Linked DNA regions of Homo sapiens: all the other regions are linked to region 3. A link is a loop called in an ENCODE intact Hi-C map of the cell type or tissue named here. Cell type or tissue: heart left ventricle. All regions are shown on one strand. Links, peaks and the distances in the headings refer to the core of each region. The heading gives the core; the rest is flanking DNA. Region 1 has its middle 10 kb from the start of HCG9. Region 2 has its middle 31 kb from the start of HCG9. Region 3 holds the start of HCG4B (HLA complex group 4B).

What was found. A loop is a pair of places that touch in the nucleus more often than their neighbours do. Peaks named below come from ENCODE experiments on the same cell type or tissue, not always from the same donor. Only the 100,000 strongest peaks of a DNase experiment are listed, where the experiment ranks them.
Region 1: it touches region 3 in a loop (2.2-fold over the local background); 25 of 110 quality-filtered maps call a loop at or near these places.
Region 2: a loop joins it to region 3, with 2.4 times the contacts of the local background. A loop is called at or near these places in 7 of 110 quality-filtered maps.

Annotation. Positions count from the first base shown.
Region 1 is chr6:29,980,328-29,990,721 of GRCh38, forward strand. No RefSeq gene overlaps it. Among named protein-coding and RNA genes, the nearest start is that of HCG9, 10 kb to the left of the region's middle. In heart left ventricle, for the core only: no CTCF peak of the experiment used is centred there; no DNase peak of the experiment used is centred there.
Region 2 is chr6:30,001,401-30,011,794 of GRCh38, forward strand. It overlaps the pseudogene POLR1HASP, the pseudogene HCG4P3 and the pseudogene HLA-J. Among named protein-coding and RNA genes, the nearest start is that of HCG9, 31 kb to the left of the region's middle. In heart left ventricle, for the core only: a CTCF peak has its summit at 5,507; DNase peaks (open chromatin) are centred at 5,161, 5,721 and 5,921; H3K4me3 peaks cover 1,809 bases; H3K27me3 peaks cover 1,601 bases.
Region 3 is chr6:29,921,292-29,931,685 of GRCh38, forward strand. HCG4B (HLA complex group 4B) reads right to left here and starts at 5,924. Exons shown (of 1, transcript NR_001317.3): 1 at 3,301-5,924. It overlaps LOC124901298 (a long non-coding RNA gene), which reads right to left. Exons shown (of 3, transcript XR_007059541.1): 2 at 7,148-7,446; 3 at 6,907-6,965. It also overlaps the pseudogene HLA-K. In heart left ventricle, for the core only: no CTCF peak of the experiment used is centred there; DNase peaks (open chromatin) are centred at 4,630, 5,200 and 5,830; H3K4me3 peaks cover 1,740 bases; H3K27ac peaks cover 1,411 bases.

The DNA.
Region 1 (10,394 bases), core at 2,005-7,004, 58 kb after region 3:
ACATGGACACAGGAAGGGGAACATCACACTCTGGGGCCTGTTGTGGGGTGGGGGGAGAGGGGAGGGATAGCATTAGGAGATATACCTAATGCTAGATGACGAGTTAATGGATGCAGCACACCATCATGGCACCTGTATACATATGTAACTAACCTGCACATTGTGCACATGTACCCTAAAACTTAAAGTATAATAATAATAATAATAATAATAATAATAATAATAATAATAATAAAGACCAAAAAAAAAAAAGAATGTTTGTGCGGACAGCTACGCTCTAAGAATCCAGCTCTCTTGGGCTCCAAGCTCAAGCTCTCTGGGGCTTCACCCAGTGACAATGGCCGGAAGGACAGGACACAGTGAAATGGCACCAGTGAGTCAGAGGCCAAAGGAGGATTTCTGGCCCCAGCGCGCAGGATGTGCTTTGTTATAGTGGGGTTGGGATAGCGGAGCGGAGGCAAGGACACTCTGGGAATAAATGGCGAGAAAAAGTGCGCTAGGGAGGATCCAAAGCCTTCAGACTTCTTCCTTTCCTTCCTGTTGGGTGGGAGGGGACCAACATGGTCCCTGGTGGGGAGGTCCGTGGGATGCAGAGAATGGGGTCGCTGCAAAGGGGCGTTGCGCGCCCCACGCAAGGCTTCTGGCACTCTTCTCCTAGCTACTACTGATGAGTTCAAACTAGCAGGAGACTAAGACGTGTCCTTTGCAATGTAGACTCCATATCTTGCACTTCGGCTGGTTTACTAAATCCATCTTAATAAAACACAAAAACAAAGAACCAAATTCTGCGTGTGATATTTCTGACCTCTAGAAGGTCCTCCCTCTCCCCATTCCTCGTGGGCTCCCTTCTTGCCCCGCCCCCTCCGCTTTGTCTCCACTTCTCCATCCCTGTCCATCTCTGGACCCCGCTCCTGAGTATCTCCCCCCTTCTTCAGAGGACTTCCCCTCATGGAGTACAGACTCCTCCACCTCCAGGAAAAAGAGACAAAGTCCACTGAGAAGGAACTGAGAGACTCCTGTTACTCCACCCCTGAAGTCAGCCTGTCCCACAACGCTCACTCAGGCTGCATGTGTGTGTGTGTGTGCCTGTGTGTGTGTGCCCGTGTGTGTGAATCTGTGTGTGAGAGTGTGTCTAAATATGTGTGTGAATGTGTGTGCGACTGTGTGTGCCTGTGTGTATCAGTTAGCGTGTGTATCTGTATATGAGAGAGAGTGTGTGTGTATGTGTGTGTGTGTGTGCGTGAATGAGAGTCAAAGTGCTAAACCTGGCATCCAGGAAACCTCCCCACCTTGGCACTGCACGCAGGAGTCAGTGTTATGTGCACCTGTGCTTTTATTTCAGGAGCTGAGACAATTGTATTAATCAGATGTGCAGAGAGCCAAGGGCCCCACGCTGGAAAGCATCAGAGAGGAGGGTGAGATTGGAGGAGCCCCTGACTCCAAGTCTCTTGATCACTCTTACACAGGGATCTTGAAAAAAAAGTGCAGGACACTCCGTTCTCTCCTGGGAGTGACAGGGAAGCCAGAGCCACTGTGCGTGTCAAATTCCATCAAAGAAAAACCATTATAGCAAAACTTCCATGTCACAGTTTTAAGCCTGCACAATGACTCAAATAGAACCAATACCAAAAAAACAAATTCCTAGCTCAGGTGAGGTCAGTGAAGTTGGCTGTCAGGTGTAAAGGAAACTGCAGGTATAAAGAAGGACACCTGTAGATAGGGCTGCAGCCCAGTCGCCCCTGCATCTTAGGGCGCCTGGAAAGGACTGTCTCCATTCAATAGTGCAGGGTGAGGACATTTTGGGGGAGAAATATAGACTGTCCTTAGACCCCTGGGGTTTGTACATTTACTTTCTGACTTTTTAGCTGTTGACTTCATTTTTGAACAAATTACAGTTACATAAATTTGCTTTGACTTTAAGTGTAAAACAGGAAAATATTCCTGAAACAGGAAACAAGGGCCAAGTGACCTGCACTGTCACCCCCCTCTGTGGCTCCCTGATGCAACACAATTGTGAGCCAACAAATCTATGGCTAGGGAAACAGTCAACTCCATTTCTGCAAATGTTTCAGATGTTCCTTCTTGCTGAGTAATGTTCTAGTTTTACCCCAGCCTTAATATTTTAAGTCTATATTTTCCCAGCTGTTTTTTTTGTTGTTGTTGTTGTTTTTGAGAAGGAGTCTCATTCTGTCACCCAGGCTGGAGTGCAGTGGCACGATCTCGGCTCACTGCAACCTCCGCCTCTCAGGTTCAAGCGATTCTCCTGCCTCAGCCTCCCCAGTAGCTGGGATTACAGGGGCCCGCCACCACGCTTGGCTAATTTCTGTATTTTTAGTAGAGATGGGGTTTCACCGTGTTGGCCAGGATGGTCTCAATCTCCTGACCTCGTGATCTGCCCGCCTCGGCCTCCCAAAGTGCTGGGATTACAGGCATGAGCCACTGCGCCAGGCCTTGTTGGTTTTTAAATAATGCATGTATATTTATTATTTGGTTTGTTGTAGTAAGCCATCTGGAATCAACTGTGGAAATAAATGAATGGTTCTCTATTAAATAACTGCTGAGACCATCTGAAAAATGTATTAACCCCAAAACCAATCACTTCACACTCGTCTACTGCCTCCTCCCCAGAGCCATTCTCTCTAGGATAGTAAATCCGACGGGCCTTCCAGCTGGGCTGCCTGCTGCATCTCATGCAGCTGTCCATCACCCACACAACAGGCAGAGTGAAGCTTTCGAATGGGAATTAGAGCCCATCCTCACCACCACATCCCAGAGACACTCCAGCCTCTTCCCTTCCTCTCTCCATTTCCTATTAGCCCCTCAACACGGGGCCCCTCTGGCCATTCTGGCCTCATCTCACCACTCTCAGCCCAGATCACTCATCTGCACTCGCACCAGTCTCTTGTCACTGCTCAATCCTGTCTCTGCCACCGGCCCCTGCTGGTACTCCCACATGCACTTGCTCCCTAGGGATCCACATGGCTCACTCCTCATGCCATTCAGTTCTCTGCTCAAATGTCCCTTAGTCAAGTTCTCAGGAACCTCTTATCCAACAAAATATATCTCCTGCCATCCTCACCACCACCAATCTTCTAACCCGAGTATATTTTCTCCATAACAATTATCACTGATATTAGAATAAATTTGAAAGTTGTTGTCTGTACCACTAAAACATATTATTTGAGGCCAGGACCTTGTCCAGCCACCACTTGTATCCCTAGCATCTAGAACATACCAGTACAGAGGAGGGGCTTAACAAATAAGAGGTGAATGATGGGTGAATATAATTGGTATGCTGCTTTTGATAAGCAATTTTATAACATGTGTGTCCGAGGCGGGTGGATCACCTGAGGTCAGGAGTTCGAGACCAGCCTGACCAACATGGTAAAACCCCGTCTTTTCTAAAAATAAAAAAATTAGCCAGGTGTGGTGGTGCACGCCAGTAATCCTAGCTACTCGGGAGGCTGAGACACAAGAATGACTTGACCCTGGGAGGTGGAGGTTGCAGTGAACCGAGATTGTGCCACTGCACTCCAGCCTCAGTGACAGAGTGAGACTCCATCTCAAAAACAAAGCAAAAAAAGTTCATGCAGTTTGACCAAATAATTTATATTTGAGAAATCTATAATTCTACAATGAAATGCAAAATATAGAAGAATCTTTAGGTATAAGGATATTAATCAGATATTATTTACAATAAGGAAGAAGAACTTGTAAAAGAAGAGTAGCTGGGTCATTTTTTGGAAATAGTATACAGCCAGGAAAAGTACTGTTTAAGAAGAGTTTATGATAACATATAAAGTTGCTTATTGATAATAATAAAATTTGAAAAGCAAGATTCAAAATAACTCATACAGTGTGACTGCACTAAGTCATCCTGCACAGACACCACATGCACAGAAACCAGGGGTGGAAACTCAGGGGGCAGCTGCAAAGCACAGCTCCAGGGCCCCTTTTCACTGACGTCTCTGAGGCTCTGCCAGGCAGAGGTTCATCCGGATCCTCCCAGTGGGGACACAGGTGTTTTCCATCTTTCTGCTTCACTACATTTTTTATATTTTCTGTAATTGAGCAGATTCTACTTTCTAAAAGGGTAAAATGCTGATTATGAAGTTTTACAACATTTGAAATACAATTTTAATGAAAAAGTCCAAATGTCCTGTCCCAACTCAGGTCACTTTCTCTTTTTTTAGAGATAGGGACTTGCTCTCTCACCCAGGTTGTAGTGCAGTGAGTTGATCATAGTTCACTGCCGCCTTGAGCTCCTGGGTTCAAGTGATCCTGCTGCCTCAGTCTCCAGAGTAGCCAAGACTACAGGAAAGCCCCAAAATGACCATCTAATTAAAAAAAAAAAATTGAACAGAATACATCTCACTGCTTCCCAGGCTGGTCTTGAACTCCTGGGCTCAAGTGATCCTCCTGCCTTAGCCTCCCCAGTGTTCTAGGATAACATGGGTGAGCCACTGTGCTCAGTCCTAACTTAGCTTGAAGCAAAGTCTCCTCTCCATGTCATAGGGCAAAAACTCCAGCTGATGGAGCCTTCAGAAAGAAGAAATAAACTCTTCCTCCACAATGCCTCATCCATCCCTGGGTTATAGGCGTCGGCTGAATGATAAAGTCAACACTGAGAATATGATCATTTTAGATTACTGATTGTCATTTAATTTTAATTCCACCACACCTGAGAGAGTGGGATGGATTCTTTCTTTTATTATGATTTGAGCATCTGAGTCCCTTCCATCCTGAACATCTGACATGGGTGCTTCAAAAATGTAGGTCTTGAGACTTAAAGGGCACTTGGTCTCCTGAGCAGGCCCCCTGCATGCGCCACACCCACTAAGGCTCCATAACAGTGGGAAGAGCAGCCACAGTCAGAGCCCAGGTGGGTTCACACTGAGGGACCATCCACATCCAGGGTACGCTGAGGAGGGGCTGAGGTGAGAATCCAGCCCCTGCCTAGGCTCTGGGTGAGAGGTGGGCAGGACAGTCAGCTACTGAGTATTACTGGAGCTATTGCCTTTTTTCTCCTGAAGACCCCACCCCTGCACACACCAAAACTTTACATTCTTTGTGGAGCAATTTTCTTTTTAGAAATGTAAACACCCCCTAATCTTAAAGCCACCCAATATCACTCATAGTGACACCGCAGTAGGATAAGCTCTTAACTCCCACCAAATTAGCCTCAGAGTTGTAGTTTTTGTTTGTTAGACATGGGGTCTTACTCTGTCATCCAGGCTAGAATGCAGTGGCATGATCACGGCTTACTGCAGCCTCGAACTCCTCGGCCCCAGAGATCCTCCCACCTCAGACTCCTGAATAGCTGTCACTAGAGGTGAACGCCACAAGCCCCAGCTAATGTTTTGTGTTTTTTGTAGAGATGGGGTTGTGCCATGTTGCCCAGGCTGGTCTCTAAGGCCTGGGCTCAAGTGATCTGCTGCCCCGGCCTCCCAAAGTGCTAGGATTAGCATGAAGCCCCACACCAGGCCTGCAGCTGAGTATTTGGAGCTAAGGCAGGAAGTTGCTGTGGAGTTTGTACCCAGCTAATTTGAAAGGTGGTCCTGAAAGGTAAAGTGCGATTAGGTGGACCTTGGTGGGGAAGCATAGATGTTTCTGGTGAGAAGAGAACAAGATAGATGGGAAGCTTCTAAAAGTGAACATCAGTGGGCCCTGTGCTCACACAGCACTGGGATTTGGAAGACCTTTTCCCACCCACTTTTGGCTTGTGAGCTTTTATTCCACCTTCTTGTCTCCTAGGTCATTGCAGGAAATCCCTTCATTTGGTAAACATTTATCAAACACCTACCATGTGCTAGGCATTGTGTTAAAGGAGCTGGGGCTGAGGTAAGAGGAACCAAACCCCCCTTGCCTTCAAGGTTAAGCCGTCTTGCTCAGGCAGAGATCAGTAAGGAAACTCTTTATTTATTTATTTATTTATTCATTTATTTTTTTAGACAGAGTCTCACTCTGTTGCCAGTAAGGAAATTCTTACACAAATGGTTGGCAGAATATGCAACTTGCTTTGCGGATGCACATGTAGACCATCTGCTCTGACCAAGGAGTCACAGAAGCTTCATAAGACACAACATTTGAGCTGCGTTTTGAGGTATAAATAGGAGTCTGACAGGCATCCAGGACAGGAGAGCATTGCTCAGAACCCAGGACATGAATTTTTCTCTCCTAGGCCAGGCCAGGACTCAGACTAAGCTGACTGAGGAGCCAGGTGCTTCCTGGCAAGGAAGTGTGTCCCATATATGACTATCCAGAAGTCACAGCTGCTCAATATTGAGTCTTGAGACAGAGAGAGAGAGGCCTGATTTGAAATGCAGAATTCTGCTGGGGGCCCGTTAAAATGCAGTTTCTGATTCAGTAGGTCTGAGGCAGGGCCTGAAAATTGCATTTCTAACAAGTCCTCAGGTGATGCCAATGCTACTTGTCCCAGGAACACACTTTGAGAATCACCACCCTAAGGCAATCCATATTGATTTCTAATATCAGAAGAGGGCTGACAGGCAAAGGTATAGGATAAACTAGACCATGCATGGGCCATCTTGGAGAGCACCCCACCCAAGTCTGCAGCATTTGATTTCCTTGGGATCCCGGGAATGGCAGACACCCAGGAAGGAATCAAATGTGGGGTTACAGGGCAATCCAGAGGCTGAGCTTCACACAGCATCTGGGGTTCCCACTACTTCACAAGTGGCCCCCACACCCCCAATCCTTCCCACCCCTTATGAAACTGACCTACGAGTCTTGCTCTGCTGTCCTGGGCTGTTTGGGCCTGGGATGTGAGCTCTGACTATACCTTCTGATCCAAATACAGGGTGACCTCATATGACACATACTTAGAATGGGCTCATAATGAGAACCTTCCAAATTCAGCAAATGGATTCAATCGTGTGTTTTCCAGGAGAATTACCAAGTGTTCTCTTTTCTAAATATCACATACTTGAGCTCACATGGACAGTAGAGGAAGTTCTGAGCCTGCTGAAGCCACAATTGGTACATTGGACCCCGTAGAATTCCTTGTAGATTGGGCTTCACCATTTACATCAGGATTTGGTCAAAATTTCCTTCACCAAACCGGTTGCATTTGTGAAGTAACCATGCTCTCATTTTGACTTTTAATGAATGAAAGACAGACACACACATAAAGAAAGATAGTGCAATGAAAAAGAAAACAACATACTGAATTAAAGTGACAGGAAACATCCTTGTTTGAGAAGTGATATAATTTTTAGACAGTTTTTTTTTTTAATTAAGGAAGGTAAGAGAATTAATTCTGTTAGGCTCTTTTTTTAAGTTTTTTATTTTGAAGGATTTGATTTTGTTTGTTTTGTCTGCCTTGGAATTATCTTTTATTTTATGTTTTGACTTGGCTCAAAACTCAAAAAGTTAAAAGTCTCTCTCTTATGCTACCCCATCTTGACAGGCAGCTATTTATATCAGTTTCTTGCTTATTCTTTCAAAGGCATTTTATGCATATGCAAGTCAATCTAAATGTATATGTATATAATCTTTCTCCCATTTCACACAAATTTTAGCAAACTACATATGCTTTCCTGCACCTTGCCTTTTCCCTTCACATTGTATCACAAAGACCATCACATGAAGAAATACCAAGAGCTTAGCTACATCTTTGTTTGAAATTTTCATGATACACCATTGTATATATATGCAATATTTAAAAAAAAAATAGAGATTGCTTCTTTTGAGTGCGGTGCTTTTTAATCAGCCCCCTCTTGATAGGCATTTGGATTATTTCTTTCAGAGAACAATTTTGCATCATGTAACATCATATGGAAAAGCTGTAGTGACCCCACTCCTATATGCATATTCTAGGGAAACTCACATATCTCTGAGAGCAGGAGGCAATGTCCCAGGATGTTCATTGCAGTGAGGTCTACAATAGAGAAAATCTAAAGGTCAATGAAGAGGGAAAGAGAAGAATTGTAGTATATTCCTCCCATGGAATACTATCCACCAATGAAAGCAAATGAACTATTTGTATGAACATAGATTCATGTCATAGAACATGTTAACTGAAAAAGCAAGCAAATGAATGATAAAATTAGCCAGAAACAATTTATAAGAAGTCTAAAAGCAAAGCCAGGCAAGGTGGTGTACACTTGTAATCCTAGCACTTTGGGAGGTCATGGTGGGTGGATCGCTTGAGTTCAGGAGTTCAAGACCAGCCTGGGAAACATGGCAAAAACCCTCTCTCCAAGAAATACAAAAATTAGCCCGGCATGGTGGAGCATAGCTATACCCCCAGCTACTTGGGTGGCTGAGGTAGGTGTATCGCTTGAGCCTGGGAGGTTGAGGTACAGTGAGCTGTGTTTGTGCCACTGCACTCAAGCCTGGGTGACAGAGTGAGGAGACCTGTTCTAAAAAAACAAGTCTAAAAGACTTCAAACAAAGAGATTTCCTAAAACTTAGTAAAAATATAAAGGCATACACTAAATTCAAGTCACACATCCTCTTGCAATTCTTGATTTGCTCAGTACAGTACTGACTGAAACATGTGCATATCAGAGCTGTGAAAAATCAAGGCTATCTACATATATTTCTATTATTTTTCTATGTATACTACATATAGCCAATAATATTAAAATGTCGCCAATTGACAAACCTGGGTGGTGCCTTCACAAAGATTTTTTATAATTTTCTATTCTTTCTTCCAGCTGGAACTACTTTGAATTAATGTTTGTGAAGTGAATCCACAGGAACTGAGCAAAATAAGAAAAGAGTTATTGAGTGTGAGGAAAGCTGCACAGAGGTACAGACAGATGGAGAGATGACAATACTGAGCATGTCAGTGACCTTCACAGTAACAGACTTCCTGGAGGAGTGTGAGCTTGAGCCAGAATGAAGAGGATAAAATATAAAAGAGGGATGAAGGAGTGGGGACTTTAGGGGGCAAATATGGGATTGAGTAGGCCAGACTGGGAAGCGTGGATGGATTCTAAACATTCCACTTTAGGTCTAGCACTTAGAGAAAGAGAAATCATGTTTATTTAGCTCCTTCCACAATCTTTAGAGAAATCTTCTGAAACATTACAAAAAAGACACATGAATGGCCAATAGTCATCAGGGAAAAATGCAAAGTAAAACCACAGCGAGAAACCACTAAGCACTTATTAGAATGGCTGAAATTTAAGTGATTAATAAATATAAATGTTGTCAAGGATGTGAAACAGTCTCATCCACTGCCTATAAGAATATAAAACAGCCACTCTGAAAATCACTTTTATATCATCTAATAAAGTTAAACAAGCTAGTACTCTATGGCTAGCATTTCCACTCCTAGGTATTTACTCAAGTGAAATAAAGATTATGTCCAAGAATCCCTGTACAATAATGTCCATAGTTCATTTGTAACAATAAAAAACCGTGAATACCCCCAAAATGTACAAAAAAATTGTGACTCAGTGATACAATGCAATACTACCAGCATTAAAAATGAATGAATTACTGATACATGCAACAAGCTGGGCAGACCACATAGATATTACACCAAGTGCAAAAAGCTAGGCACAAGGGAGGCCATATGGGATGAATGGATACGTATGAAGTTTTGAAACAGGAAGAGCTACTCTATCATGATAGTCATCAGATCAATGGCTGCTGGGGAAAGGGGGCTAATTTGAAGGCAGAAAAATAGAGAACTTCGTGTATCTTCATAGTGGCATGGGTGCTATGGCTGTATTTGTCAAAATTCATTGATGAATTTGATACAGATCTGATCATTTCAGTATATGTAAATTTTACAAGTTTAAAATGCTTACAATAAAAATTTAAACGTTAGTAATAAAAAATAGTAATTGAAAATATTAGCAACAAAATCCAACAACAGATCAAAACAATACACCATAATCACGTGAGTTTTATACCCAGGATGCAAGGATTGTTTGACATATGTGAATCAAAATATGTCATATACCGCATCAACAGAATGAAGGACATAAACCATATTATCATCTCAATAGATGCAGAAAAAGCATTTGGTGAAACTAAACATTGCTTCTTAATGAGAACTCTCAAAGGAGTTCCTCTGACAAAGGAACCAAGAATATACACTGGGGAAAGAACAGTCTCTTAAATAAATGGTGCTGGGAAAATGCTACCAGATGCAGAAGAATGTAACTAGACCCCTGTCTCTCACCATATACAAAAAATCAACTCAAAAGGGATTGTAGACTTAAACGTAAGACCCAATACTGTAAAACTACTAGAAGAAAACTTATGGGAAACATTAGTCTAGGCAAAGATTTTATGGCTAAGACCTCTAAAGCACAGGCAAAAAAAGTAAAAATAGACAAATGAGACTATATTAAGCTAAAAAGCTTCTGCACAGCAAAGGAAACATCCAACAGAATGAAGCAATAACCTGTTGA
Region 2 (10,394 bases), core at 2,484-7,483, 80 kb after region 3:
GAATTATAACAACACCACATTCCACATCTAGACATTTTGCTTTGGCCCACAGTCTAGGTGACATAGGAGGATGCCAGCTTCAAGTGGGGCCTACACAGGAAAGGACCCTGCAGCAGATCCAGGCCATGGTACAAGCAGCCACCATCCCTCAGACCCCTGGGGCTGGTGGTGCCAGTGGTGGGGAAAGACACAGGATGGAGCTGAACCAAGCACCAGTGGGAGAGTCACAGTGGAGGGCCTGGGATTCTGGAGTAAGATCATGTCATCCACAGCAGAGACACATGCCCCCTGTTAGAAGCAACTTTTAGTGTTCCTTGTCCTGATTCAATAGAATGTTTGACCACGGGATACCAAGCAACTACGGGGTTCCAAGTGCCTGTGTGACCCACAAAGTCATAGATGGTACAGGCCCAACAGCATTCATCATCAGGTGAAAACAGTCCACCTGGGTTGAGCTTGAATCCCTTGCTGACACCCACAGAAAACACCCAAGTCTGAAGTGGCACTGAACTACCAAACAGACAAATGGCAGTTAGCCAGCTTTCACCATGGGTCAGCCCAGGCCTGGTAGGATGAGTGCATGAATGGAGCAACCACAGTGGCAGGCATGAGGCTCCGTAAGGGGCCAGCAGCACTGACTTCCCCACACCAAGGCAGATCCAGCTGCTGCCACCTCTGAATGTCCAACTCATCAGCAATTGAGGCCCATGATGTGCCCTAGTGGGGCACTATTTCTTTACATGACTACCCACTAAGTAACAAGTTGACTACATTTAGCTACTTCCAACCTGGAAGGGCCAGAGTTTCATCTTCACAGGGTTAGGTACCGATTCTATGGGTGGGTTTTCCTGTCCTGCTCTCAGACACAGCCAGCACCACTCTCTGGGTGCTGTTGACATTCCTGGTCTGCAGGCTAGGCAGTGCTCCTAGCCCATTATCTGCCTGAAGGACCCACTTTGCAGGGAAAGTTTCAGTGTTTCCACGGCTGTGGGTTCCACTAATCCTATCACCATCTGCACTACCCAGGAGCTGCCAGCCACAAGGAAGGCTGGACAGGTCTTCTACAGGCACAACTCAGTGCCAGCCTGGAGGAAGCACTCTGAGGGGTGGGTGCCATCTTTCAGGACACAGTGCATTGTTTGAATCAGAGACGTCTCTAGAGTTCTGTGTTCTCAATAGGAAGAACATGTGTGTCCAGAAATCAAAAGGCGGAAGCAGGTTTGGCTCCATGTCCAATCTCTTAGATTCACTCAATGGGGTATTTCGCATATTTTATCTCCCAACACTGGGCTGTGCAGGATACGAGGTTCTGGTTTCCAAAGGAGTGTACCCCTAAAAGGAGACAAAAGACAGCCCACTGAACTACACATTACTTTAGTCACCAGAGAAGTTTGGACAGTGTGTGCCCAGATACCACTTGGTGAGAAGAAGATTCTCCTCCTCTCCAGGCCCAGGTAATAAATAGATCCTCATCCCCAGGAGAAGGCATGGCTGTTTCACACAAGGGTAGAAGTGTGTGTGGAAACCAGAGATCCACCTGGGAGCCTTCTGGTTTCCCTTGCCCCATTGTAAGTGTGAGCAGAATCATCCAGCAATTCAGCCTGAGAGGATTTGATTTCCAAGGGCCCAGACCCGTCAGGGCAGAAGGTTTGAGTCACACTTGTGGGCAATCTCCCAAGGCCCTGCTCTTGTGTTCTGACATCCTCAGTACATTGGTGCTGAGGCCCTCTTCCCATGGGCTGTTCCCAACGACTGATGGGTCATACCAGTGACACTAAGGCAGGACATTCCTAGGAGACAGGGGACTCCTCTGATGGCCAATTGTAGCTCGAGGACTCCTCTATGGCCTTGCTCAGTGAAGTCCTCAGATGATGCAGGCCTAGGCTGACAACTGGACTGCAACCTTGTGAGAGGCCCTGAGCCAGAAGCACTCAGGGAAACCTCTCCTGGATTTCTGATCATTGGAAACTGTGGGAGATGAGGAATATTTGTTGTTCTGAGCTGCTAAGTTTTACATAATTTGTTATGCATAGTAAATAACTAATACATTTTCACAAGACAGGATGCATTATTACATGTTAATTTGCATTTGCTCTAAATTTATCATCATCATTATTATTATTTTTGAGACAGGGTCTCACTCTGTCACCCAGGCTGGAGTGCAGTGGCATGATCACCATGCACTGCAGTGTCGACCTCCTGGGCTCAAGGGATCCTCTGACCTTAGCCTCCTGAGTAGCTGGGACTATAGTCATGAACCACCATGCCAGGCTAATTTTCTAGTTTTTTTGTAGAGATGAGAGTTTCACCATGTTGCCCAGGCTGATCTTGAACTTCTGGAGTCAACAAGTCTGCCTTCCTCTGCCTTCCATAGTGCTAGGATGGCAGGCGTGAGCCACCACCCCTGCCTAACTTAATTATAAGACATTAAACATGTAACTTAGTTTTAAAAGGAAAGGAGAAGTTCCATGGCTGAAGAGGATGTATTTTATTATCGTTCACAATGATCACTTTACTTGAACTTCAATTTCCAACTGTGTCCCAATTAAACACAAAAGGAAGATTCATCCCTTGCTAGAGTGATTCTATGATGGCCCCAACAACCACCTCCTGGTCATTCACCTTCCCCCAGTTATTCAACCAACTCTAATGTAGGTGCTGCTGTGAAGGAATTTAGCAGACATAATAAAGGGGCTCAATTAGTTGACTTCAGGCTGGGTTTATGCTGCTTGGACTGTCCTAATCAGGAGAGTCCTTGAAAGGACTGGGTTCTTCCTGAGCATAGAGATTCACAGTGTGAGAGGGATTCAGCATGAGGGGTTTCCTCCACTGTGGGCTTTGAAAATGAAGGGGCTGTGTAGGAAACAACACTGGTGGGCACCAGGAATTGAGTACAGCCCTCCCTGTTCTCTACATTGACAGCCAGCAAGGAACAGGGACCTCAGTCTTAAAACTGCAAGAAAGCACATTCTGCCACCTCTGTATAAGCCTAAAGGAGGATTCAAAATGAAGACTCAGATTTGGGAAGCCTGGAACAGAGATTCCATCTACATCATGCCCAGATTTCTGACTAAGGTACTATAAACAGATAAATGGGTGTTTTTTGGCCAGGCGTGGTGGTGCACTCCTGTAATCCTAACATTTGAGGAGCTGACACAGGAGGATCACTTGCAGCCAGGAGTGTGAGACCAGCCCAGGTAATACAGTGAGACACTCGTCTCTACACTTTTTTTTTTAATTAGCTGGGTGTGGTGGCACTTGTCTGCAGTCCTGTCTACTCTGAAGACTGAGGCAGGAGGATTCCTTGAGCCCAGGAGTTTGAGGCTGCAGTGAGCCATGATCATGTGACTGCACTTCACGCTGGATGACAGTTTTTAGAGACTCTGTCTCTAAAAACAAATAAATGAATACAATAAATAAAAACAAATAAATAAATACAATAAATGGGTGTTGTTTAAAGCCAATGTTTGTGATAATTTTTTACACAGTCTTATAAAATTCATACACAGGCTCAACAGACTAATGGAATGAACTGATGAATTGATATATACACTAGTTACATAAAATAAAATCTTTCTGAACTTTTTCAGTGTTTTGCATTTTATAATTATCTGTGATGCAATTTAATATACTCATATTTCATTCATTCAGTCAACAAAAATTAATTTAGTCCCTACAATGAACCAGGTATCCCCTCATATGCTCACGTGCCTGACATTCTAGAAGCTTCACAAGACCAAGGTGGAGCCACTGGAGTGTTTTAGGTGGAGAAATGACACACTTTGACTCACATTAGCAGGACCACTGTGGAGAGAACAGTCACGTAGCAGGTAACGGGAGAGTGCCAGTGTCACAATTCAGGAGTGACAGTGTGATGGGGACTAAGGGGAGAGGAGGGGCTGAGTGATAAGAGGGACGGAGGGAAGGGCTGGAGAAGCAGTAGGTGAGGAAAAGGAGTAGAGGGATAGAATTCAAAAGCAGCACAACTCTTAGGTTTGAACACTTTTTTTAATGGTATTTCAATAGATCCATCTACAGAGCCTCGCAGGGTGTTACTTGCAGTTGGCCTTTAATACCTTAAGTGGGTCTGCTTAAAAACTAATTGTTTTTATGTTAATCAGGTTTTAAAAATACTAAGTGTTCCTAAGAAATATACACACCACTTAGATGTGGATACTTCCTAAAAACAGGCAGTGCATGAGCACTGGTGATGGACATTGTGACTGCATCGAGCGCTTGCAACTTTGAGGTGAATGAAGTCTGTACTGACTCCTGGTTGCAACACATAGGAACACAGTGGCTACTTTGTATTGAGGAGATGTCCTGGACTCACAGAAACTCAGGGCTATGGAATAAAGGTAAATTTAAAACACCACAAGCGGGAGTCACAGATACCTTGTTTGCAAAAGTGAAACTTAGGAGCTTTGTGAGTCCTGTTGTAATGCTTTTAGACACTTTATATATCAAGGGGCCAAAGTCACATGTTTTTACCGATTAGATTCCTGATCATTCAGGGGTTACCAAGATTCTGCTACCCACTGTAGTTAATACACAAAAAGCAAACTGGTCTCTATACTATCTCATGCACCCAGGCACAACTTTTCCAGATTTAAAGAAAAAGAAAAAAGAAATAAAAGAAAAAAACCTCTGTCTCTACACCTCCATTCCCAGGGAGAGCTCCCTCTCTGGCACCAAGCTCCCTGGGGTGAGTTTTCTTTTTGAAGAGTCCAGGGGAACAGGTAAGCAGCGGGGAAGCAGGGAGTCCATTTCAGGGACAGGAATTCCCGGATGAAAAGTGAAAGGAGAGGGACGGGGCCCAAGCTGAGGGTTTCTTCCTGGTTTCTCGGACAGCTCCTGGACCAAGACTCAGGGAACATTGAGACAGAGCGTTTGTCACAGGAGGAGCGGGGTCAGGGCGAAGTCCCAGAGCCCCAGGCATGGCTCTCAGGGTCTCAGGCCCCGAAGGCGGTGCATGGGCTGGGGAGGTGCAGCATTGGGGATTCCCCATCTCCGCAGAGTTTCTCTTCTCCCTCTCCCAGCCTGCGACGGGTCCTTCTTCCTGGACACTCACGACGCGGACCCAGTTCTCACTCCCACTGAGTGTCGGGTTTCTAGGGAAGCCAATCAGCGTCGCGCGGCCCCGGTTCTAAAGTCCCCACGCACCCACCGGGACTCGGAGTCTCCCCAGACGCCGACGATGGGGTCATGGCGCCCCGAACCCTCCTCCTGCTGCTCTCGGGGACCCTGGCCCTGGCCGAGACCTGGGCGGGTGAGTGCGGGGTCAGGAGGGAAACGGCCTCTGCCGTGAGGAGCGAAAGGTCCACCTGGCTGGGGCGCAGGACCCGGGGAGCCGCGCCGGGAGGAGGGTCGGGCGGGTCTCAGCCCCTCCTCGCCCCCAGGCTCCCACTCCATGAGGTATTTCAGCACCGCCGTTTCCTGGCCGGGCCGCGGGGAGCCCAGCTTCATTGCCGTGGGCTACGTGGACGACACGCAGTTCGTGCGGGTCGACAGTGACGCCGTGAGTCTGAGGATGAAGACGCGGGCGCGGTGGGTGGAGCAGGAGGGGCCGGAGTATTGGGACCTACAGACACTGGGCGCCAAGGCCCAGGCACAGACTGACCGAGTGAACCTGCGGACCCTGCTCCGCTACTACAACCAGAGCGAGGCGGGTGAGTGACCCCGGCCCGGGGCGCAGATCACTTACTCCCCGCTCCATGCCTCACGGACGGCCCTGGTCCCCTGAGTCTCCGGGTCCAAGATCGACCCCGAGGCTGCGGGACCTGCAGAGATCCTCGACCCGGGAGAGCCCCAGGCGCCTTTACCTGGTTTCATCTTCAGTTGAGGCCAAAATCTCCGCAGGTTGCTAGGGGCCGGGCCAGGGCTCGGTGGGCGGGGCTGACCGCGGGAACTGGGCCAGGGTATCACATCCTCCAGGGAATGTTTGGCTGCGACCTGGGGCCCGACGGGCGTCTCCTCCGCGGGTATGAGCAGTATGCCTACGACGGCAAGGATTACATCGCCCTGAACGAGGACCTGCGCTCCTGGACCGCCGCGGATACCGCGGCTCAGATTACCCAGCGCAAGTATGAGGCGGCCAATGTGGCTGAGCAAAGGAGAGCCTACCTGGAGGGCACCTGCATGGAGTGGCTCCGCAGACACCTGGAGAACGGGAAGGAGACGCTGCAGCGCGCGGGTACCAGGGGCCATGGGGAGCCTGCTCGATCTCCTGTAGATCTCCCGGGCTGGCCTCGCACAAGGAGGGGAAGAAAATGGAACCACCACCAGAATATCGCCCTCCCTCCTGTCCTGACGGAGAGGAATCCTCCTGGGTTTCCAGATCCTGTATCAGAGATTGACTCTGAGGGCCCACCCTGCTCTTCCTGGGACAATTAAGGGATGAAGTCTCTGAGGGAGTGGAGGGGAAGACAATCCCTGGAAGACTGATCCGCGGTCCCCTTTCACCCCACAGCAACCTTGGGCACCAGGACTTTTCCTCCCGGGCCTTGTTCTCTGCCTCACACTCAATGTGTCGGAGTCTGACTCCAGCTCCTCTGAGTCCCTTGGCCTCCACTCAGATCAGGACCAGAAGTCCCTGCTACCCTGCTCAGAGACTAGAACTTTCCAAGGAATAGGAGATTATCCCAGGCGCCTGTGTCCAGGCTGGTGTCTGGGCTCTGTGCTCCCTTCCCCACCCCAGGTGTCCTATTCATCAGGATGGTCACATGGGCGCTGCTGGGGTGTCCCATGAGGAATGCAAAGTGCCTGAGTTTTCCGACTCTTCCTTTCAGACCCCCCCCAAGACACACGTGACCCACCCCCCTCTCTGAACATGAGGCATAACGAGGTCCTGGGTTCTGGGCTTCTACCCTGCGGAGATCACATTGACCTGGCAGCGGGATGGGGAGGACCAGACCCAGGACATGGAGCTCGTGGAGACCAGGCCCACAGGGGATGGAACCTTCCAGAAGTGGGCGGTTGTGGTAGTGCCTTCTGGAGAGGAACAGAGATACACATGCCATGTGCAGCACAAGGGGCTGCCCAAGCCCCTCATCCTGAGATGGGGTAAGGAGAGAGATGGGGGCGGCCATGTCTCTTAGGGAAAGCAGGAGCCCCTCTGGAGACCTTTAGCAGGGTCGGGGCTGGGTCCTGGAGGTCAGAACCCTCACATTCCCCTCCTTTCCCAGAGCCCTCTCCCCAGCCCACCATCCCCATTGTGGGTATCATTGCTGGCCTGGTTCTCCTTGGAGCTGTGGTCACTGGAGCTGTGGTCACTGCTGTGATGTGGAGGAAGAAGAGCTCAGGTGGGGAAGGGGTGAGGAGTCGGGTTTGAGTTTTCTTGTCCCACTGGGGGTTTCAAGCTCCAGGTAGAAATGTGTTCTGCCTGGTTACCGGGAAGCACCATCCACATTCATGGGCCTACCCAGCCTGGGCCCTGTGTGCCAGCACTTACTCTTTTGTAAGCACCTGTGACAATGAAGGACAGATTTCTCACCTTGATGATTGTAGTGATGGGGATCTGACCCCAGTAATCACAGGTCAGGGGAAGGTCCCTGCTGAGGACAGACCTTAGGAGGGCAGTTGGTCCAGGACCCACATCTGCTTTCCTTGTTTTTCCTGATCCTGCCCTTGGTTTGCAGTCACACATTTCTGGAAACTTCTCAAGGTTCCAAGACTAGGAGGTTCCTCTAGGACCTCATGGCCCTGCTACCTTCCTGGCCTCTCACAGGACGTTTTCTTCCCGCAGATAGAAAAGGAGGGAGCTACTCTCAGGCTGCAAGTAAGTATGAAGGAGGCTGATCCCTGAGATCCTTGGGATATTGTGGTTGGGAGCCCATGGGGGAGCTCACCCACCCCACAATTCCTCCTCTAGCCACATCTCCTGTGGGATCTGACCAGGTTCTGTTTTTGTTCTACCCCAGGCAGCCAAAGTGCCCAGGGCTCTGATGTGTCTCTCACGGCTTGTAAAGGTGAGACCCTGGGGAGGCTGATGTGTGTGGGTTGTTGGGGTAACAGTGGATATAGCTGTGCTATGGGGTTTCTTTGACTTGGATGTATTCAGCACATGATGGGCTGTTGAAGGTGTGACCCCTCACTGTGAGTGATATGAATTTGTTCATGAATATTTTTTCTATAGTGTGAGACAGCTGCCTTGTGTGGGACTGAGAGGCAAGATTTGTTCATGCCTTCCCTTTGTGACTTCAAGAACCCTGACTTCTCTTTCTGCAAAGGCATCTGAATGTGTCTGTGTCCCTATAGGCATAATGTGAGGTGGTGGGGAGACCAGCCCACACCCGTGTCCACCATGACCCTGTTCCCCACACTGACCTACATTCCTTCCCCGATCACCTTTCCTGTTCCAGAGAAGTGGTGCTGGGATGTCTCCATCTCTGTCTCAACTTCATGGTGCACTGAGCTGTAACTTCTTACTTCCCTATTAAAATTAGAATCTGAGTATAAATTTACTTTTTTCAAATTATTTCCATGACGGGTTGATGGGTTAATTAAAGGAGAAGATTCCTAAAATTTGAGAGACAAAATAAATGGAAGACATGAGAACCTTCCAGAGTCCACGTGTTTCTTGTGCTGATTTGTTGCAGGGGAGGAGAGTAGATGGGGCTGTGCCCAGTGTGTGCTCAGGCCACCATGGGCTTTATGTGGTCACAGCTCACCTGGGTCATCTTTGCTGCTCCACTGTCCTTGGCCCTTCAGTAGAACCTTGTCCCACCAGGACCTGTGATCACAGGGACTTGGATGTCACCTAGGGTGGTCCCTACACATCGAAGTCCTTCCGGTATGAAGAGACAAATTTTCAGTCCCCTGTATCTTTTGCCCTCCTTCCAGGTCTCTTTCCTGGATTGTATTTTCCATCTTTTTCCCCAGCCTTCTTAAAGGAAGCAGATTCTGAAATTTGCAGAGAGGAGGGGTCCCATAGTTTCTCATCGTAGGTAACTTTCTGTTGGAACTCCTCTTCTGCTTTCCTACTCTTCTTCCTGCCTGAGTTGTAGTAATCCCAGTGCTGGCTCCAATCCAAACTCATGCATTTATAAAGCAGAGTCTGATTTAGATTTATATGGGGTTGGAAAATTGGACCCACAAGGCTAGGATTATCTTTCCTGAACAGAAAAATATGGCTGTGCGCTGCAGTGTGCAGGAGGGTTGGTGTGGGAGGAGGTGGGAAGGACACACAAGCAGCCCTGGTGAGAAAAGCACTGGCAGCACTGATGTTGGTGTGAGATGATGTTGTTCTTTAGCTACGTTAATAAAGATATTGCCTTTAGAATACAGAGGTGCTCTACAGTGATCATTCATTCAACTGACATTTGTTGTCTGCTAGGTATATGACTGTTTTTGCATTTAGAAAACATCATTAAAGTAAAAACAGAAAAATTTCTGGCCTTGTGGTGTATACGTTCTAGATGCAAGCTTGTCCAACCTGCAGCTCTCGGGCTGCGTGTGGCCCGGGACAGCTTTGAATGTAAGAAGTTTTTTTGCTTATCTGTGGTAGCAAATATCATGAAAATTATGCACGCACATGTTTTTCTTTTTTCTATTCTTTCTGCTCATCAGCTGTCATTAGTGTATTTTATGTGTGGCTCAAGACAATGCTTATTCTTCCCAACTGGCCCAGGGAAGCCAAAAAATTGGACACCTCTGTAGGCAGATGATAGATATAGTATAAGCAGAGTAGGAACAGAAAATGCTTGAGTTAGAAGGTGGCAAGTGCTGTGTGGCAGGTGATCCAGAGGGTGGGCTGTGGGGACAGGAAGGTGGCTGTTGTGCTGGGTGGTCAGCATGGGCCTTGTTGCAAATGTGACCTTGGAGTAAAGATTTGAGGGATGTGAGGAGTTGTCTACAAGGATGTCTGGGAAAGTTCTTTTCAGGCAGGGGAACCTTCAGTGCAGATGCACTAGGGCAGGAAATTGTCTGTGTTCCTGGAAGGAGGAAGAGGCCAGAAGGGCTGGACACAGAGAAACTGAAGTGAGGTCAAAGGTGTGGCTAGAGCAGGTAGCCCTGAAGGGTGTGGGAAGGGTGTTGACCTTTGCTCTGAATGACATGGGGAGGACAGTTTTGAAAAGTGGGACATGGTAGGGCTCATCCTTTGAAAGCTTCTTTCTGGCTGCTGTGCTGAGAACAGAATTGAGAGGTGGGGAACCAGTGATGCAGTGGGGAAAATGGTGGGAAAGGAGTACAGTATTCTAGGATGGACACGTTGCTTACCTTGACTAGGGTGTGAGCAGGGGAAATAGTGAGAAGTGAAGGGATTCTGGATGAATTTGAAGATGGACTCACAGCACTTGCTAATGGATGTGAGAAGAAGAATCAAGGACACCCACAGTATTGGACTGAGTGAGCAGAAGGGTGGAGCTGCTGTCAGTGGAGATAGGGAGACTCTG
Region 3 (10,394 bases), core at 2,987-7,986:
ATTTATGCAATCTATCGATCTGACAAAGGTCTAATATTCATAATCTAAAAAGAACTTAAGCAAATTTACATGAAAAAAACAACTTCATTAAGAAGTGGACAAAGCACATGAACAGACACTTCTCAAAAGAAGACATACAGGTGGCCAAAAAACATATTTTAAAAAGCTCAATATCACTGATCGTTAGAGAAATGCAAATCAAAACCACAATAAGATACCATCTCATGCCAGTCAGAATGGCAATTATTAAAAAGTTAAGAAACAACAGATTCTGGCGAGGTTGTAAAGAAATAGGAATGTTTTTACACTGTTGGTGGAAATGTAAATTGGTTCAACCAATGAGGAAGGCAGTGTGGTGATTCCTCAAAGATTTAGAACCAGAAATACCATTTGACCCAGCAATCCCATTGCAGGGTATATACCCAAAGGAATATAAATCATTCTATTATAAAGATATGTGCATGTGTTTGTTCATTGCAGCACAATTCACAACAGCAAAGACATGGAATCAACCCAAATGCCCACCAATGAGGGACTAGATAAAGAAAATATGATACATATATGCCATGGAATATTATGCAGCCATAAAAAGGAATGAGATCAAATCCTTTGCAGGGATATGGATGAAGCTGGAAGCCATTATCCTCAGCAAACTAACACAGGAACAGAAAACCAAACACCACATGTTCTCACTTATAATTGTGAGCTGAACAATGAGAACACATGGACACAGGGAGAGGAACAACACACACTGCGGCCTGTTGGGGGAGGGCGGTGGTGGGGGGAGCATTAGGAAAAATGGCTAATGCATGCAGGGGTTAATACCTAGGTTATGGGTTGATTGGTGCAGCAAACTGCCGTGGAACCCGTTTACCTGTGTAACAAACCTGCACATCCTGCATATGTACCCTGGAACTTAACATTAAACTAAATTAAATTAAAGGACAAGATTAAAATGTTAAGGAAAAATAATTAGATTAAAAGCCTTTAACTTAAAAATCCTGAAATAATAGTTTGAATTTTGCTTTTAACATATATGCAAATCCTTTAATACTGCTCCCTTCCAGAGGTGCAGCTGAATTCCCTCTCTTGAGTGTGGCTTGGACTTAATGATGCACTTCTGATATGGCCTGGTTCTGTGTTCCCACCCAAATCACATCTTCAATTGTCATGCGAATTGTAATCCCCAGTATTGAAGGAGGGACCTCATGGGAGGTGATTGGATCATGCTGTTCTAATGATAGTGAGTGAATTCTCATGAGATCTGATGGTTTTATAAGGGGCTTTTCCCCGCTTCGCTCTGCATTTCTCTCTCCTGCCACCATGTGAAGAAGGACGGGTTTTCTTCCACTTCTGCCATGATTGTAAGTTTCCTGGGGTGGCCTCCTCAGCCATGCAGAACTGGGAGTCAGTTAAACCTCTTTCCTTTATAAATTACCCAGTCTCAGGTATTTCTTTATAGCAGTGTGAGAACAGACTAATACAACTTCTGATGGAGCAATGCCGACATAACAGCTTGTGACTCTGGGTGTAGAACCTAAAACTCCCTGCAGCTTCCACCTTCTCTCTCTCTGTCTCTGGGATCATGAGCTCTGGGGAAAGTCAGCTGCTGTGCCATGAGCAGCCCTGCAGCAAGGTCCATCTGGCTAAGAACTGAGGCCTTCTGGGACCCAATTACAATGAACTAGGCCTTTTCCAACAGCCATGTGACTGATCCATGTTTCATGTGAATCCTCAGCCCCAGTGAAGCCCTCAGATGATGCAGGCCTAGACTGACAACTGGACTGCAACCTTGTGAGAGGCCCTTAGCAAGAAGCACTCAGGGAAACTTCTCCTGGATTCCTGACAACTGGAAACTGTGGGAGATGATCAATATTTGTTATTTTGAAATGGTACATTTTACATAATTTGTTATGCAATAGTAAATAACTAATACATTTTCACAAGAGAGGATGTATTATTACATGTTAATTTGCATTTGCTCTAAATTTATCATCATCATTATTATTATTTTTGAGACAGGGTCTCACTCTGTCACCCAGGCTGGAGTGCAGTGGCATGATCACCATGCACTGCAGTGTAGACCTCCTGGGCTCAAGGGACCCTCTGACCTCAGCCTCTTGAGTAGCTGGGAGTACAATCATGAACCACTGTGCCTGGCTAATTTTCTAATTTTTTGTAGAGATGGGGGTTTCCCCATGTTGCCCAGGCTGATCTTGAACTTCTGGAGTCAACAAATCTGCCTTCCTCTGCCTTCCACAATGCTAGGATTGCAGGTGTGAGCCACCAAATCTGGCCTAAATTAATTAAAAGATATAAATATGTAACTTAGTTTTAAAAGGTAAGGAGAATTTTCATGGCTGAAAAGGATGTATTTTATTACCGTTCACAATGATTACTTTACTTGAACTTCAATTTGCAACTGTGTCCCAAGTGAACACAAAAAGAAGATCCAGCCCTTGCTAGGCTGATTCTATGATGGCCTCAACAACAAGCTCCTGGTCATTCACCTTCCCCCCATTATTCAACCAACTCTAATATAGGTGCTGCTGTGAATGGATTTAGCAGATATAATTAAGGGCCTCAATTAGTTGACTTTAGGCTGGGTTTATGCTGCTTGGACTGTCCTAATCAGGTGAGTCCTTGAAAGGATTGGGTTCTTCCTGAGCATAGAGATTCACAGTGTGAGAGGGATTCAGCATGAGGGGTTTCCTCCACTGTGGGCTTTGAAAATGAAGGGGCTGTACAGGGAAGAACACTGGTGGGCATCAGGAATTGAGCGCAGCCCTCCCTGTTCTCTACATTGACAGCCAGCAAGGAACAGGGACCTCAGTCTTAGAACTGCAAGAAACTGCATTCTGCCACCTCTGTATAAGCCTGAAGGAGGATTCAAAATGAAAACACAGCTTTGGGAAGCCCGGAACAGAGATTCCATCCACATCATGCCCAGATTTCTGACTAAGGTACTATAAACAGATAAATGGGTGTTGTTTGGCCAGGCGTGGTAATGCACACCTGCAATCCTAACATCTGAGGAGCTGACACAGGAGGATCACTTGCATCCAGGAATTTGAGACCAGCCAAGATCAAACAGTGAGACACTCATCTCTACAATTTCTTTTTAATTAGCTGGGCGTGGTGGCACTTGTCTGCAGTCCTATCTATTCTGAAGACTGAGGCAGGAAGATCCCTTGAGCCCAGGAGTTTGAGGCTGCAGTGAGCCATGATCATGTGACTGCACTTCACCCTGGATGACAGAGGGAGACTCTGTCTCTAAAAACAAATAAATCAACAATAATTGGGTGTTGTTTAAAGTCAATGTTTGTGATAATTTGTTATGCAATCTTATAAAATTCATACACAGGCTCAACAGACTCGGAATGAATTGATATGCACACTAGTTACATAAAATAAAATATTTCTTAATTTTTCAGTGTTTTACATTTTATAACTTTCTGTGATGCAATTTAATACATTCATATTTCATTCATTCAGTCAACAAAAATTTAGTGCCTAAGATGAACCAGGTATGCCCTCATATGCTCACGTGCCTGACATTCTAGAAGCTTCACAAGACCGAGGTGGAGCCACTGGAGTGTTTTAGGTGAGGAAATGACACACTCTGACTCACAGGAGCAGGACCACTGTGGAGAGAACAGTCACGTAGCAGGTAATGGGACAATGCTAGAGCCACAATTTAGAAGTGACAGGGTGGTGGGGACTAAGGGGAGAGGAGGGCCTGAGGGATGAAAGGGACAGAGGGAAGGGCTGGAGAAGCAGGAGGTTAGGAAAAGGAGCAGAGGGAAGGAATTGGAAAGCAGTAGAATTCTTAGGTTTAAACACATTGTTTTATAGATTTTTATTACATCCATCTACAGAGCCTCGCTCAGTGTTCTTTGCAGTTGGCCTTTAATACCTAATGTAGGACTGCCTAAAAACTAATGTTTTTTATGTTAATAAGGTTTAAAAAACACTTAGTGTTCCTTCTTTGCAGTTGGCCTTTAATACTATATTTGGGACTGCCTAGAAACTAATTTTTTTTAATTAATCAGGTTTTAAAAATACTAAGTGTTCCTATAAGATATACACACCACTTAGACGTGAATACTTCCTAAAAACAGGCAGCACATGAGCACTGCTGAGGGGCATTGTGACTGCATTGAACACTTGCAACTGTGAGGTGAATAAAGTCTGTACTGGCTCCCGGTTGCAACATATAGTAACGCAGTGTGCTACTTTATATTGAGGAGATGTCTTGGACTCACCCAGTAACTCAGGGCTGTGGAATGAAGGTAAATGTAAAAAACAAGCGGGAGTCACAGATACATTGTCTGCGAAAGTCAAACTTAGTAGCTTTGTGAGTCCTGTTGTAATGCTTTCAGACACATTTATGTATCAAGGGGCCAAAGTTACATTTTTTTACCGATTAGATACCTGATCATTTAGGGGTTGCCAAGATTCTGCTACCCACTGTAGTTAATAAACAAAGAGAAAACTTGTCTCTATGCTGTCTCATGTACTCAGGCACAACTTTTCCGGATTTAAAGAAAAAAAAAACAAAAACCTGTCTCTACGCCTCCATTCCCAGGGCGAGCTCCCTCTCTGGCATCGAGCTCCCTCTCTGGCGGCGAGCTCCCTCTCTGGCGGCGAGCTCCCTCTCTGTCACCAAGCTCCCTGGGGTGAGTTTTTTTCTAGAAGAGTTCAGGGAAATAGGTAAGGAGTGGGAGGCAGGGAGTCCAGTTCTGGGACGGGGATTCCGGGATGAAAAATGAAGAGGGACGGGGCCCATGACGAGGGTTTCTCCCTGGTTTCTCAGACAGCTCTTGGGCCAAGACTCAGGGAGACATTGAGACAGAGCGCTTGGCACAGGAGGAGCGGGGTCAGGGCGAAGTCCTATGGCCCCAGGCGTGGCTCTCAGGGTTTCAGGCCCCGAAGGCGATGTATTGATTGGGGAGGCCCAGGGTTGGGGATTCCCCATCTCCGCAGTTTCTCTTCTCCCTCTCCCAACTTATGTAGGGTCCTTCTTCCTGGACACTCAGGATGTGGACTCAGTTCTCACCCCCATTTGGTGTCGGGTTTCTAGCGAAGCCAATCGGCGTCGCTGGGGTCCCTGTTCCAGAAGTCCCCGCGAACCCATTGGGACTCAGATTCTCCCCAGACGCCGAGGATGGGGTCATGGCGTCCCGAACCCTCCTCCTGCTGCTCTTGGGGGCCCTGGCCCTGACCGAGACCTGGGCGGGTGAGTGCGGGATCCGGAGGGAAATGGCCTCTGCGGGGAGGAGGTAGGGGCCCGCGCACTGGGGCGCAGGACCCGGGGAGCAGCGCAAGGAGGAGGGTCGGACGGGTCTCAGCCCCTCCTCGCCCCCAGGTACCCACTCCATAAGGTATTTCAGCACCGCCGTGTCCCGGCCGGGTCGCGGGGAGCCCCGGTACATCGCAGTGGGCTACGTGGACGACACGCAGTTCGTGCGGTTCGACAGCGACGCGGCGACTCCGAGGATGTAGCCGCAGTCGCCGTGGTTGGAGCAGGAGGGACCGGAGTATTGGGACCGGAGCACACGGAACATCAGGCCCGCGCACAGACTGACAAGAGTGAACCTGCCCATGCCGCGCCGCTACTACCACCAGAGCTAGGCCGGTGAATGACCCCGGCCTGGGGCGAAGGTCACGACCCCTCCTCATCCCCCACGGACGTCCCGGGTCCCCCCCGCGAGTCTCCGGCTCCAAGATCCACCCCGAGGCTGCGGGACCCGCCAGATCCTCGACCCGGGAGAGGCCCAGGCGCCTTTACCAGGTTTCATTTTCCGTTTAGGCCAAAATCCCCGCGGGTTGGTCGGGGCGGGGGCGGGGCTCGGTGGGCGGGGCTGACCGCGGGGGCGGGGCCAGGGTCTAACACCCTCCAGATAATGTATGGCTGCGACTTGGGGCTGGAAGGGCGCCTCCTCCGCGGGTATGAACAGCACGCCAACGATGGCAAGGATTACATAGCCCGGAACTAGGACCTGCGCTCCTGGACCGCGGCGGACATGGCGGCTCAGATCACCAAGCGCAAGTGGGAGGCAGAAGAATTTGCAGAGCAGATCAGGGCCTACCTGGAGGGCACGTGCGTGGAGAGGCTCGCAGACACCTGGAGAACGGGAAGGAGACGCTGCAGCTCACGGGTACCAGGGAACACAAGACGCCTCCCTGATCGCCTGTAGATCTCCTGGGCTGGCTTCCCACAAAGAGAGAAGGAAAATGGGACCAACACTAGAATGTCGTCCTCTCTCTGGTCCTGAGGGAGAGGAATCCTCCTGGGTTTCCAGATCCTGTACAAGAGAGTGACTCTGAGGGTCTGCCCTGCTCTCTGATACAATTAAGGGATGAAATCTCTGAGGAAATGAAGGGAAGACAATCCCTGGAATACTGATGAGGGGTTCCCTTTGACACCAGCAGCAGCCTTGGGCCCCGTTACTTTTCCCCTCAGGCCTTGTTCTCTGCTTTACACTCAATGTGTGTGGGGGTCTGAGTCCAGCTCTTCTGAGTCCCTCAGCCTCCACTCAGGTCAGGACCAGAAGTCACTGTTCCCTCCTCAGGGACTGGAATTTTCCACGGAATTCGGAGATTATCCCAGATACCTGTGTCCAGGTTGGTGTCTGGGTTCTGTGCTCCCTTCCCCACCCCAGGTGTCCTGTCCATTCTCAGGATGGCCACATGCGTGCTGCTGGAGTGTCTCATGAGAGATGCAAAGTGCCTGAATTTTCTGACACTTCCTGTTAGACCTCTCCCCCAGACACATATGATCCACCATTCCGTCTCTGACTATAAGGCCACCCTGAGGTGCTGGGCCCTGGGCTTCTACCCTGTGGAGATCACACTGGCCTGGCAGCAGGATGGAGAGGACCAGACTCGGGACATGGAGCTTCTAGAGACCAGGCCTGCAGGGGATGGAACCTTCCAGAAGTGGGCAGCTGTGGTGGTGCCTTCTGGAGAGGAACAGAGATACCCGTGCCATGTGCAGCATGAGGGGTTGCCCAAGCCCCTCACCCTGAGATGGGGTAAGGCAGGAGATGAGTGGAGGGGGGGTCATGTCTCTTAGGAAAGCAGGAGCCTCTCTGGAGAACTTCAGCAGGGTCGGTGCTGGGGGCTGAGGGTCAGGGACGCTCACCTTCCCCTTTTTTCCCAGAGCAGTCTTCTCAGCCCACCATCCCCATCGTGGGTATCGTTGCTGGCCTGGTTCTCCTTGGAGCTGTAGTCACTGGAGCTGTGGTTTCTGCTGTGATGTGCAGGAAGAAGAACTCAGGTAAGGAATGGATGAGGAGTGGGGTCTGAGATTTCTTGTCCCACTGAGGGTTTCAAGCCCCAGTTAGAAGTGTGTCCTGCCTGGTTACTGGGAAGCACCATCCACACTCATGGGCCTACCCAGCCTGGGCCCTGTGTGCCAGCACTTACTCTTTTGTAAAGCACCTGTGACAATGAAGGACAGATTTATCACCTTGATGATTATGATGATGGGGACCTGATCCCAGCAGTCACAAGTCACAGGGGAAGGTCCCTGCTGAGGACAGACCTCAGGAGGGCAGTTGGTCCAGGACCCACACCTGCTTTCCTCATGTTTCCTGATCCTGTCCTAGATCAGCAGTTACACTTTCAGGAAACTTCTCTGGGATCAAAGGCTAGGGGGTTTGTTTAGGGCCGTATGGCCCTGACTCCTTTCTGGCCTCTCATAGGACATTTTCTTCCCACAGATAGAGTGAGCTACTCTGAAGCTGCAAGTAAGTATGAAGTGGGCTGATCCCTGATCCTTGGGATATTGTGGTCGGGAGCCCATGGGGGAGCTCACCCAACCCCAGATTCCTCCTCTAGCCGCATCTCCTCTGGGCTCTGACCAAGTCCTGTTTTTGTTCTACCCCAGGCAGCGACCATGCGCAGGGTTCTGATGTGTCTCTCACGGCTTGTAAAGGTGAGACACTGGGGGACCTGATGTGGGGGGGTGTTGGGGGCAATAGTGGACGCAGCTGTGCTATGGGGTTTCTTTGAATTGGATGTATTGAGCATGTGATGGGCTGTTTAAAGTGTCACCCCTCACTGTGACGGATATGAATTTGTTCATGAATATTTTATTTTATAGTGTGAGACAGCTGCCTTGTGTGGGACTGAGAGGCAAGATTTGTTCACGCCTTCCCTTTGTGACTTCAAAAACCCTGACTCTCTTTCTGCAAAGGCACCTGAATGTGCCTGTGTTCCTGTAGGCATAATATGAGGAGGTGGGGAGACCAACCCACCCCCATGTCCACCATGACCCTCTTCCCTCATGCTGACCTGTGTTCCGTCTCCAATAATTAATCATTCCTGCTCCATAGAGGTGAGGCTGAGATGTCTCCATCTCTGTCTCAACTTTATGTGCACTGAGCTGTAACTTCTTACTTCCCTATTAAAATTAGAATCTGAGTATAAATTTACTTTTTCAAATTCTTGCCATGAGAGGTTGATGGGTTAATTAAAGGAGAAGATTCCTAAAATTTGAGAGACAAAATAAATGGAAGACATGAGAACCTTCCAGAGTCCACATGTTTCTTATGCTGATTTGTTGCATGAGAGGAGAGTAGATGGGGCTGTGCCCAGTGGGTGCTCAGGCCACCGTGCGCTTTATGTGGTCACTGCTCAGCTGGGTCATCTTTGCTGCTCTGTTGTCCTTGGCTGTATGATCCGTCCCTACGGGGCTTAGCGGGTTTTCTCCCCGTGTGCGGAGATGAGAGATTGTAATAAATAAAAGCACAAGACAAAGAGATAAAGAGAAAACAGCTGGGCCCGGGGGACCACTGCCATCAAGATGCGGAGACCGGTAGTGGCCCCGAACAGCTGGGCTCGCTGATATTTATTGCATACAAGACAAAGGGCAGGGTAAGGAAGGTGAATCTTCTAAATGATTGACAAGGTGAAGCAAGTCACGTGATTACAGGATAGGGGGCCCTTCCCTTTTAGGTAGCATATGTCACCATTTTCTTTTCTGCACTTAAGATCAAAGACTTTAAGACTTTCACTATTTCTTCTACCGTTATCTACTACAAAATTCAAAGAGGAACCAGGAGTACAGGAGGAGCATGAAAGTGGACAAGGAGCATGACCACTGAAGCACAGCACCACAGGGAGGGGTTTAGGCCTCTGGATGACTGCAGGTAGCTCTGGATAATATCCAGCCTTCTACAAGAAGCTGGTGGAGCAGAGTGTTCCCCGACTCCTCCAAGGAAGGGAGACTCCCTTTCATGGTCTGCTAAGTAACAGGTGCCTTCCTAGACACTGGTGTTACCACTTGACCAAGGAGCCCTCAAGTGGCCCTTATGCGGGCGTGACAGAAGGCTCATATCTTGCCTTCTAGGTCACTTCTCACAATGTCCCTTCAGCACCTGACCCTATACCCGCCGGTTATTCCTAGGTTATCTTAGTAATGCAACAAAGAGTAATATTAAAAGCTAATGATTAATAATGTTTATAATAATGATTGATAATTGTTCATGATCATCTCTATATCTAATTTGTATTATGACTATTCTTATTCTAACTATTTTCTTTATTATACTAAAACAGTTTGTGCTTTCAGTCTCTTGCCTCGGCACCTGAGTAATCCTCCACCCACACTTGGCCCTTCAGTAGAACCTTGTCCCACCATGACCTGTGATCACAGGGACTTGGATGTCACCTACGGCAGTCCCTGCATACCAGGGTCCTTGTGGTATCAAGAGACAAATTTTCAGATCGTTCAAGCTCTTGCCGTCTTCCCAGGGCTCTTTCCTCATTGTATTTTCCATCTTTTCTGCAATCTTTTTAAAGGAACCAGATTCTGAAATTTGCCAAGAGGCAGGGTCCCATAGTTTCTCATCATAGGTAACTTTCTGTTGGAACTCCTCTTCTGCACTCCTACTCTTCTTCCTGCCCTGAGTTGTAGTAATCCTAGTGCTGGCTCCAATAGAAACTCATCAATTTATAAAGCAGAGTCTAGTTTAGATTCATATGTGGTTGGAAAATTGGACCCATAAGCCTAGGGTTATCTTTCCTGAAGAGAAAAATATGGTTGTGTGCTGCAGTGTGCAGTAGAGTTGGTGTGGGGGGAGGGAGGGAGGGAGGGAGGACACACAAGCAGCCCTGGTGAGAAAAGATCTGGTGGCACTGATGTCAGTGTGAGATGATGTTGTTCTGTAGCTGCCACAAAAATAAAGCATTTGTCCTGAGGCTACATTAATAAAGATATTGCCTCTAGAATAGAGTGGTTCTCTATGATCATTCCTTCAACTGACATTTGTTTCTGCTAGGTATATGACTGTTTTTGCATTTAGAAAGCATCATTAAAGTAAAAACAGAAAAATTTCGGGCCTTATGGTGTATATGTTCTAGATGCAAGCTTGTCCAACCCGCAG